2 separate regions of the Homo sapiens genome follow, and region 1 is linked to region 2. Evidence: chromatin contacts called from ENCODE Hi-C or POLR2A ChIA-PET data. All regions are on one chromosome and are shown on one strand. Each heading gives the region's core, a stretch centred on a gene start or an enhancer-like site at or near the end of the contact. The rest is flanking DNA. Distances are from core to core; before and after follow the strand shown. Region 1 has its middle 30 kb from the start of AMANZI. Region 2 overlaps CKAP2L (cytoskeleton associated protein 2 like).

The links. Hi-C counts contacts between places; a loop is a spot of excess contacts on that map. ChIA-PET counts read pairs that join two places held with the same protein, here RNA polymerase II (POLR2A). Pooled maps may share reads with other maps.
Region 1: a loop to region 2 is called in a map of gastrocnemius medialis, with 2.1 times the contacts of the local background. The contact joins two enhancer-like sites. A Hi-C loop is called at or near these places in 11 of 168 maps with a recorded cell type or tissue (DLD1, GM11168, GM12878 and 8 more) and 2 of 50 pooled maps. POLR2A ChIA-PET finds 5 or more read pairs at or near these places in 4 of 52 experiments (GM12878, Panc1, activated B cell and 1 more).

The regions. Positions count from the first base shown.
Region 1 is chr2:112,867,306-112,872,364 of GRCh38, reverse strand. No RefSeq gene overlaps it. Among named protein-coding and RNA genes, the nearest start is that of AMANZI, 30 kb to the right of the region's middle. Within about 2 kb of position 2,649, at least 7 of the 41 ENCODE cell types and tissues checked have a DNase peak (open chromatin) inside an H3K27ac peak, as active enhancers do.
Region 2 is chr2:112,747,779-112,752,606 of GRCh38, reverse strand. It overlaps CKAP2L (cytoskeleton associated protein 2 like), which reads left to right. Exons shown (of 9, transcript NM_152515.5): 5 at 133-340. Among named protein-coding and RNA genes, the nearest start is that of CKAP2L, 14 kb to the left of the region's middle. RefSeq lists an enhancer at 2,553-2,602. Within about 2 kb of position 2,451, at least 4 of the 41 ENCODE cell types and tissues checked have a DNase peak (open chromatin) inside an H3K27ac peak, as active enhancers do.

The sequences.
Region 1 (5,059 bases), core at 1,400-3,899, 120 kb before region 2:
TTCTTTTTTTGCTGATTTTAAGATCTTCTCTTTGTCTTTGTTGAGTATTATTATTACAATTTGTTCATAGTATATTTATTTATCCTCCTCAGTGTACATTGTTTTCTCTACTGGTAAAGTCATAGTTTGTGTTGGTTCTGAAAAATTCTCAGCCACCTCTTTAAATATTGCCTTGTTCATTCTCTCTATTCTCTTCTTCCAAAATTCCAGTTAGACCAATGTTAATTCTCATTCTACCCTCCCTATAATTTAACCTCTTTTATAATTCCTGTGTACTTTTGTAAATTCCCATTTTTTCTATCTATGCTGAATTCTGATTTCCTCAGAACTACCTTCCAGTTCATTAATCATTTCTTCAGCTATTTAACCCATCCACTAAGATATGTATTTCAACAATTATACTTTTTTACTTATAGATTACTTCATTTTTTTAAACCTGCCTAGTTTTATTTTTAAATTATGCCTTTTATTTCCTTAGATGTTTTCTAAATAATTATATGTTATATCAACCCTTCCCTTGACTAAATGTGCAACCTTAGACAATTGACTTTATTTCTCTGCTGTGTTTCCTCATCTGTAAAATAGGAATAATTATTGTACCTCCTTCATAGAGATATCGGATTAAATGAGTTACTGTGTTCGTACCAGACAATGTCTTATCAGGAAACAGAAACCAGTCTGGCTATTTCAATCAGAGAGAGAAGTACACACAGGGAAGTCAGTTACAAAATTAGAAGTGGAGGAGCAAAAACGGGGAAGATTGTGGGACCCAGAGATCAGGAACTACAGAAAGCTGCTACTGCACCTGCAGGACCCAAGGCTCCTCTGAGCTTCCACAGAGCCATGCAGCCACTCCAGTAGCCCCTGGTCATCTACTGGCCACTGTCCCTTTAGGAACCTTGCTCGTCTCAGTCCCATGCCTTTAACTCCACACTGTGAGAAGGCTACTTACCTGTGACTGCCACTGTTACTGCCCATTTTGCATGTGCTGCCAGAGGCACAGCCAAGAACAGAATAGCTGCCTCTTCCTTTCTACCTTTTAATCTAGTGCAAATTAAGAGGGCACAGTAGGAGGGTGAGTGTGAAGCTGAGTCGGTATCTGGCACAATGTGCAAAATTCTTAGAACCCAGCACACAGTAAGTACTAGATGCATGTTTGCCATTGTGGCAGTTTTATTCTATATTCAGGAATTCTAACAGCTGAAGACTTAGAGCATCCCAGCTGGTGGTTATTGTTTCTGTTTATTCTCATTCACGTCACTCATGAATTTGTTTATTGCTCTGTGTGTTTGGTGACCTTTGTCTGTGAGCTTGTACATGATTGATCTTAGTCTGTGGGAGTTGTACTGGCTGAATTGGGGAACTTGCCTCCAGAGAGGATTTGTGTCTGCTTCGGGTGGAAGGGCAAGGAAATGCCAACAACCTGAGACCACTTTATTCTGCCTCAAAGGCCCCGGATTGAGGCAGGCCCCTGGGTTCAGCACCCGCTCTTGCCACTGGCACATAATTAAAGAGGCCCATTGATTGCAATGCTTATACAAGTGTTTTCCCTCAGAGAGGAAGACTGCCTTTGACGTGTGTTTACCTGCCGCTCACCACCCTTCCTACTTAAGCCCACTTGGAGGGGGTAGGGAGAGGGGGACAGAAAGAGGATTTTAAGAGATCTCCTTTCCTTGCTGTTCATCCAGAAATGCATTTCAAAATGTGTTTTATCTAAGCCTTACTCATTTTGAGTAAGGAAGACCCTGCAGTGTCTACATTCAACCATGTTGCCAAAAGCAGACATCTGTATTTTATTCAATAGACAAAGGAGGAACCATTAACCAATGGGGGCCAGGGGATGATGGGACCCAATCTCAGTTTTAGAAAGAAAACCAGCAATAAAGCAATCTGATTTTTTTTTTTTTGAGACGGAGTCTCACTCTATCGCCCAGGCTGGAGTACACTGTTGCAACCCCAGCTCACTGAAACCTCCGCCTCCTGGGCTCAAGCAATTCTTCCACCTCATCCTCCCAAGTAGCTGGAACTACAAGCACGCACCATCACACCTAGCTAATTTATTCTTTTTGGTTGTTTTTTTTTTTTTTTTTGTATTTTTGGTAGAGATGGGATTTCACCATGTTGCCCAGGCTGATCTCAAACTCCTGAGCTCGAGCAATCCACTCACCTTGGCCTCCCAAAGTGCTGGCATTACAGGCATGAGCCACTGTGCCCAGCCAAGCAATCTGATTCTTAAGTTAGTTTTCTATGTCTTTTAAAATAAAAGTACAAGAATCATCATCCCCAGAAAGGTATGTGAATGGCAATCACATTCAGATTTTCTAGAAAAGTCCAAATTTCAAGTATTTAACCTCATACTTCTCACATATGTATTTGTCAGAACTCTAATCCTAATTTGAGCTTGAGCAGATACAATCACTGTAAATATGGTCTTCATCAAAAATGTAATACATTGGCATTCTGGCTTATTAATCAATTCCTTGTGAATCTGAGTATTGTTACTTAGACCACAAAGAATTGGATCCCTGACAGTTCAGTAGAAACAAGCACTACCTAGGCAAGTAATGCTGCAGGCAAGCATTTGAACAGTCGTGGCCTCATAAAGGGCAGACACACCCCTGGCAGCCAGCCAGGCTCATTAACAGCAACCCAGAGACTTGCCGAGGTCCTTCTAAGAATCTGATTTCATGAGTCACGCTCCATGGGCACACCCCAAATTTCTGTTTGTTTTGGAAAACTCAGTTACCCTTTACAAAGAATAACTCCTATAAATGATAATGAGAATAATTAAAGCTACATGTGCAAAAACAATTAACTTATTACTGATGCTATCAGCGGATGTTGTCAACTAATAAATCTGTCAAGTTGGCAAGTGAAGAAAGGTGGCATGCTTTCAAACATAAATATAAAATGTTTAAGGAAGAAAAACTGGTAGGCATAACCGCGCCCAATTGTACTGGTTGCATTTCAAATGTCCTGGTCGCACTGATGCATATGCTTGACATGACAGGCAGCACCAGGAAGGAAAGGGAGAGGGCTTGGAAGGAGGAGGGTGCAGCCCCAGGATGGGTGGCTGGAGTGAACTGGGAGACAAAGGCAGGATTTATTTCAGAGGCAGGGCCCACAGAACACTCATGGATAGGTGGGATGTTGAGGGAACAGGCAGAAATCCAAGAGAAGGACTTAGATTTTTTACTTGAGCAATTGGGTAACTGGAAGAACATTTGGTAAGAACTGAGGAACTGGGGGAGGAACAGGAATATCAAGAGTTCTGTGTAGGACATGTTAAGTTGAAGGTGCTTACAGGATAGCCAGATGAAGCATCAGGTGTGCAGTCAAAGATATGAGTCTGGAGCAGCACATCCTAAGTCACCTCCTGCACCAACACAGAACTTCCAGGCCACTCACTTGAGCTCTCCCAAATAGTTTCCAAGTGTCATTATGTTAATAACCTATGAGCTTGAACACCAGATTCAAACCCCACTGCATGGCTTTTAAAGACCATCTCAAGGGCTTGACACTCCAGGGAGCCAACTAAAGATGCCTGGTCCTACCATCAACCTCCACCCCATTTTTTATAGAAAATGTTTCTACCTGTCCTAAGGCAGGGTCCTGCCCCACTCCCAGGCCCCTTTAGATCCCCAATATTCCTCCTCCCTGAACCAAAACCCTCATCATCTTCCAGCATGGGTGGGGCCTCCATTCTTGCTTCTGCTCCCCTGAGCAGAAGCAAGTTTCTCCCAACTTGACCTGATTCTCCTCCTAAGTACCAGTCACTGCTTTGTTTCTGGAATGAGAGAAAAAGACAGAGTGAGAGAGACAATCCAGAACTCTTGCTCACTCACAGCTAGGCTGGGCATCTGGGAGGATGGCTGTGTCCATGGGAACCTGGGAAAAGCCACACCCTTGGCACCCTGGTCACCCACCTGTCTCCCTGGCAGATTCCGCACTGCTCTCTTGCACCCTCTACCAGGGCTAACCGGCCTGCTCACTCTCCCCAGCATGTCTTCCCACGCCCACTCTCTAATTATTACATTCCCTTCACATAAACTGCCCTTCTCTCCCAATCACCACATGTTCACTTCCCACCCAGCTGTCAAAGTCTGGCTCAACCTCATTCTTGAAAAGGAAAAAACAAACAAACAAACAAACAAACAAGCAAAAAACCTATGATGGATTAAGAACACACTTCATTCCAGGAACATGCTTATCTCCTCTAACTCTCACAACAACTACAGCAGGTAGGTGTTATCACACCCATCTCTCAGGTGAGAAAACAGGCTCAACGAGTGCAGGAGGACACAGCAAGTCAGTGACAAAGCTTAAATTCAAGCCCAAGCCTGTTGGCAACCAACGTCTGTACCCTTGATAGCTACCTCATTTACCACCAAATCCAGTGGCCTCAGGCCTGGCTGCACACTGGGATCACCTGGTGCCCAGACCACATCTTAGACCAGTCATACAGAATCTCTTGGGCTGGGATCCTCCACGGTACATTTTAAGGGTCCCCAGGTGAGTCCACCATGGACCCAGAATTGAGAACCACTACCCTATACCATCTCCTTCTTCATCTCTTCTAAGGCATCTCTTACTCGCTGTGAACTCCCATACCACTTTGTTCAATCATCCAATCATTCATTCATTGAGTCAGTTAGTCAGGAGCTACTCACTAGTCCCCTGCCAGGTCCTAGTCATGACATAGGGCTCTGGGGACCAACAAGAAGCAGGACCCATGCCTCCTGCTCTCATGGAGCTTGCTCTGCAGCAGAGGAAGCAGTCAGTGAGATGTAGCAAATGTGAAATGTGCACAGATGGGAAAAGCAAAACTTTAAAACTTTTAGGACAAAATACACAAGAAATCTTTGCAACTTTGGGACAGGAAGGAACAACATTCCTTACACATGACACCAAAGGAATCAACCATAAATAAAAAGGTGATCAATTTGACCTCATTTAAGTGTTAAGCTTTTTTCATTGAGAGACACCATTAAAAATTAAAAATACATGCCACAAACTGGGATACAATATTTACAACACTTATGTCTCACAAAGGATTAGT
Region 2 (4,828 bases), core at 1,202-3,701:
TAATTCCATTCTCCTGATTTTGTCTGTAGTTGAAAGTATTTAATTATACTCTATCTATACATATCATATACTTTAGCAGCTTGACTATGTTTAAAAATAAATAAAACCACTCTCCCTTTAATTGAATTTCAGGAAACAACTAGAAGAATGGCAGAAATCTAAGGGAAAAACCTATAAACGGCCTCCTATGGAACTTAAAACAAAAAGAAAAGTAATAAAGGAAATGAATATTTCATTCTGGAAGAGCATTGAAAAAGAAGAGGAAGAAAAGAAAGCACAACTCGAACTGTCCAGTAAAATTAACAACACTCTGACAGAATGTCTGAACCTCATCGAAGGGGTAAGTGAAGAAGATAAGCTCCTCCAGCTTTGGCCCAAAGTCTTATAATTTTTAAACATATTCCTAAATATAATATAGGAGAGATAGCCTTCATCTAAGTAGAAATTTAGCTACTCTTGTAAATACAGAGTAATAATAATAATGACATGCCCATAAACAGTGTCTTTTGTGTATCTGTGCTTTTATAAGCACTTAGCTAAGATTATCTCACATAATTATCATAACCACTGTTACTATGACCACTTTACAAACAAAACTGAGGCACAAAGAAGTTGGAAAACTAATCCAAACAAACTGGCTCCAAAAGGAACTTTGCTTTCTTTGGGTATCAAGTTCTGAAGAGTACACATTTAACATTGAAACTGAGGTCAGAAGGCAAGTTTCTGTGTAAAGTTGGAGTATTCTGAATACTCTGGGTAGCTACAAATAGTATTTAAATTTTATCTTGGATTCTGCAGATAAGGATAAAATAGATGGTAGGCAAAGAGTATGATCCTTAGGAGAAATTTTTCCTGAAGGAAAAATATATTAATAAAAAATGATGGAATAAACTTCTAAGATCCTTGCCTAGAGCAAAACTCATTCAGTCCTTTGGCTGGTAATGTTGAACATCAGCAAAAAAAAGGAAAAGTTCAGTTTAAGTCTACTCCAGGCAACATTTTCACAACATCCAGTTAAATATTAACTATTTCTCCTTGTGGAATTGAACTTGAGTTCTTTTTCTTATCCTCTTTTTTTGTTGTTGTATTATTTAAAAATGAGTACCTTTTTATTATTGAAATCATTTCAAGTAATGCAGATAAATGATCAGCCCTCTCCCTCTACAAACATACATACTTAGGCATCCCAAACTTCTCTCTGGAGGTGACCACCATTGCCAGTCATTCATTCTGTTTTCATGCATGTCCATACAGTATAGGTATGTCGAGAAATGAAGTATTATATTTTTGTGAGTTGCAATTCTTTTATTCACATTTTTGTGTACTTTGGTTGTCTTTTCTTGTGTTTTCCTAGTACCAATGTTATGCTGACTTAGGCAGATGAGTTGAGTATTTTCCTTTTTGCCCTATAAACTGAAAATAGTTTGTATGACATGAGAATTATTTTTATTTTTTGAAGGTTTGATAAAAACTTGCCCATAAAAATCATCTGGACCGTGTTTCTTTGGAGGATAATTTTGTATATATCCTCTCAATTTGTTATGGGGTCATTGTTCTAGAGTTCATATATCTTGAGTCAACTTTAGTAATTTTGTGACTTTTTAAAGGGATTTTTTCTCAATCTTTTTAAAAGATCTCAGGTTTTATTGCCAAAGATTTTTTCTCATTAATCTTTTTAAAAGACCTCAGGTTTTATTGATTATTTTTTCTCTTGCATCAATGTCTGCATCTATTTTTATATTTATTGCTCTTTTCCTAGCTTTTTAATTGAAACCTTAGATCATTTAAAAGTGAGTCTTTCTTTTTTTTTTTTTTATAAATATGTTCAGTGCTATAGCAGATTTGCCTCTGAATTTTACTTTGGTCATATCCCTCAGATTTGACTAAGTAATACTCTTTATCAGTCAGGATCAAGTCTGAAAAACAAACCACAGAAAGAATGTAATTGGTTACACAGTATCTTATGTGGGTTCTCTAGAGGTGGAGCCTAAGAGGAGAATCCATGTGAAAGTAGTTTATTAGGAAGACACTCCAGGGAAAACTGGGAGGGGAGTGAAGTTGTAGGATCAGAAAAGCGAATCCATGGACGGTGACTCTGGCACAGCCCCACAGGGGAGCTCTGGAGACAGTGTAGGTCACATCTCTCAGAGTCATCCTGATCAGAGGCAAGGGAGCTACATTGTTAAAGCTTCCATGGTCATTTATTCATGGCTGCCTCGGGCGGACAAGAATTGTCAGGCACTTCTCACTCTCTGGGCACATACGAGGGAGCACAGATGCTGGCTGTGAAAGCACGCGGTAAGCCTGTGTGCACAAGATGCTGAAGGGATCAGAAGGAGTGTGGGTGCTACACACAGGGCTGACAGCACACAGGAACCTGAGGTAATGTGATAACTGTAGGAAGCAGCTTGTACCCACTGGGTCTAGGAGAACAAAGAGAGGTTAGGGTATCAGAACCAAGAAGCAGGAGAGACAAACCCTGGTAGAAATGGGACTCCAACTGTAAGGAAGGCATACTACCCAGCAGATGATGGAGGAGAGGCCCTGCAGGGCTGGGGCTCAGATTTTGAGGAAAAGATGCTATCCATTTGGTGCTTCTGCTCTGAAGCTGCACAGGGAGGTGGGCTCTGAGGGGGAAAAAAAGATGCTAGAACCAACTGTTACTGCCAGGGTGAGGGACCGTTGCTGGGGTGATGAAAGCAAATAGGAAGAAGCAAGTGTCTTCCTTCTCCATCCCTGCAGCCTCCCTCTCGTGCCCCCTGCTGGCAGAGCTGAGCAGGGAGCTGCTGCCCAGCAGAAAGTTTTACAGAGTTTTATCCCCAGCATCACAAAGCAGAGGATGGGGTTTGGGGCCAATAGACAAAAGCTTCATAACTGACATATCTTGTCATTGTTCATTTCTAAATAGCTTGAGATTCCCATTTTGAGTTCTTTAACCCAAAAAATATCTTAGAAAAGTATCTTTTAATTTCCAGATGTGTAGATTTTTTTTTTCTGCTGTTAATTTCTAATTATATTGCATTGTAGTTGGTGAATGTGGCCTATGTGTACTCTACTTGATGGATTTTGTTGAAATTTTCTTTGTGGCCTTAATATCTGATCATTCTTGGTAAATGTTCCAAAAGTGTTTGAAAATAATGTATATCCTATTTGTTTATTTGATCTATTGCTTTCTGAAAGAAATATGCCAAAGTCTGTCACTGGCACTGTGATTAATCATTGACAATTTCTCTTCATATGTCTGTCAATTTTTACTTTCTATTTTTTAAAGTTATGTTGTTAGGTACAGAAAGATTCATGACTTGCTTTGATTTCTTTTGTCTGATTAATCTTGCCACACCTGCTTTTTGTTGTTAGAATATGTCTGGTAGCTCTGGTAGCTCTTTTTCCATCCCTTTACTTTAAGCCTTCATGGGCTGACTTATTTTAGGTATGTCTCATATAAATGCACACAGTTAAATGTTTTAAACAAATTTGAAACTCTCTGCTTTTAAAAAGCAAATTTAGTTCGTACACATTTATTATGATTACTTGTATGTTTAAACTTATGCCTGCTATTTTATTTTGTAATTCAGCTTACATGAATTATTTTTTCCTCATTTCTGTGTTTAATCTAGTTTTATTTCATAAAATAATACACTGAAATGAAAATAAAGTGATAGATGTAAGCTCAAACATGATTTGCAGAATATATATCATATTCTTCTTGCAGTTCCTTTTTTCATTTTTTTTTTTTTTTTAAGAGACAGGGTTTCACTCTTTTGCCTAGATTGGAGTGCAGTGATGCCATCATAGCTCACTGCAACTTTAAACCTCCTGGGTGGACCCAAGTGATCCTCCACCTCAGCCTCCTGAGTAGCTAGGACTACAGGTACACACCACTACACCCATTATAGTTTACATTTTTTTGTAGACACAGGGTCTCACTGTGTTGCCCAGGCTGGTCTCAAACTCCTAGCCTCAAGCAGTCCTCTGCCTCAGCTTCCCAAAGTGCTGGGATTACAGGTGTGAACCACCCACTGCACCTGGCCTGCAGTTACTTTTATTTCAAGTCTTTCATGTGAATTCTAAAGTTTACTCACTAGTGACTTTATGATTTTTGAATGGCAAACCTTTTGAGTCTGTATTCTTGTGAAACTTGTTATTTGCCTTCATGCTGGAATCATAGTTTGGCTGGGGGAAATTTCTTAATTTCAGCTTGTTTTCCCTGGAAAAATTTAAGTGACTGCTTCATTTTCTTTCTTGCATCTGGAGTTGTTGATTTGTTAATGTCTCACGTCAGTCTGATTCTCATTCCTTTATAGGTAATCCTTTTCTTCCCCCTCTCTGGAAGCTTGTACGATTTTCTTTTTATCTTTGGTTTTCTATTATATTTTTTTCTCCCATTCATCCTGCTTAACTATCTGAGAGCCTTTTCAACCTGAACAACTGTTTCTTTGTTCATTTCTTGAAATTCTTCTTCTACAACCACTTTGTGTGTTGAACTTTTTTCCTTCTAGAAACTCTCTTAGATGGATATTGGAGTTATTGAGTAATGGATATATCCTTCAGAACTCTAAATGTTGTTTTCATACTGTTCACTTCATTGTTTTATTACACTGGTTTCTAGGAGGATTTCACAGCTGAATTTTCAGCTCACAGATGTATTCTTCAGCGCTGTCCATGCAGTTGTTCTGCCTTTCTGTTGGTTATTTTTCATAACAGCCCATTCTAGTTTTAGGATAGCAATACTCTCTCTTATCACTCTGAAGATATTGACTGTGATACTCTTAAAAGTATTCCTCTTTGCTCCAGTGTTCATTCTTGTTTGTTGAGTTTTATGCCTCTT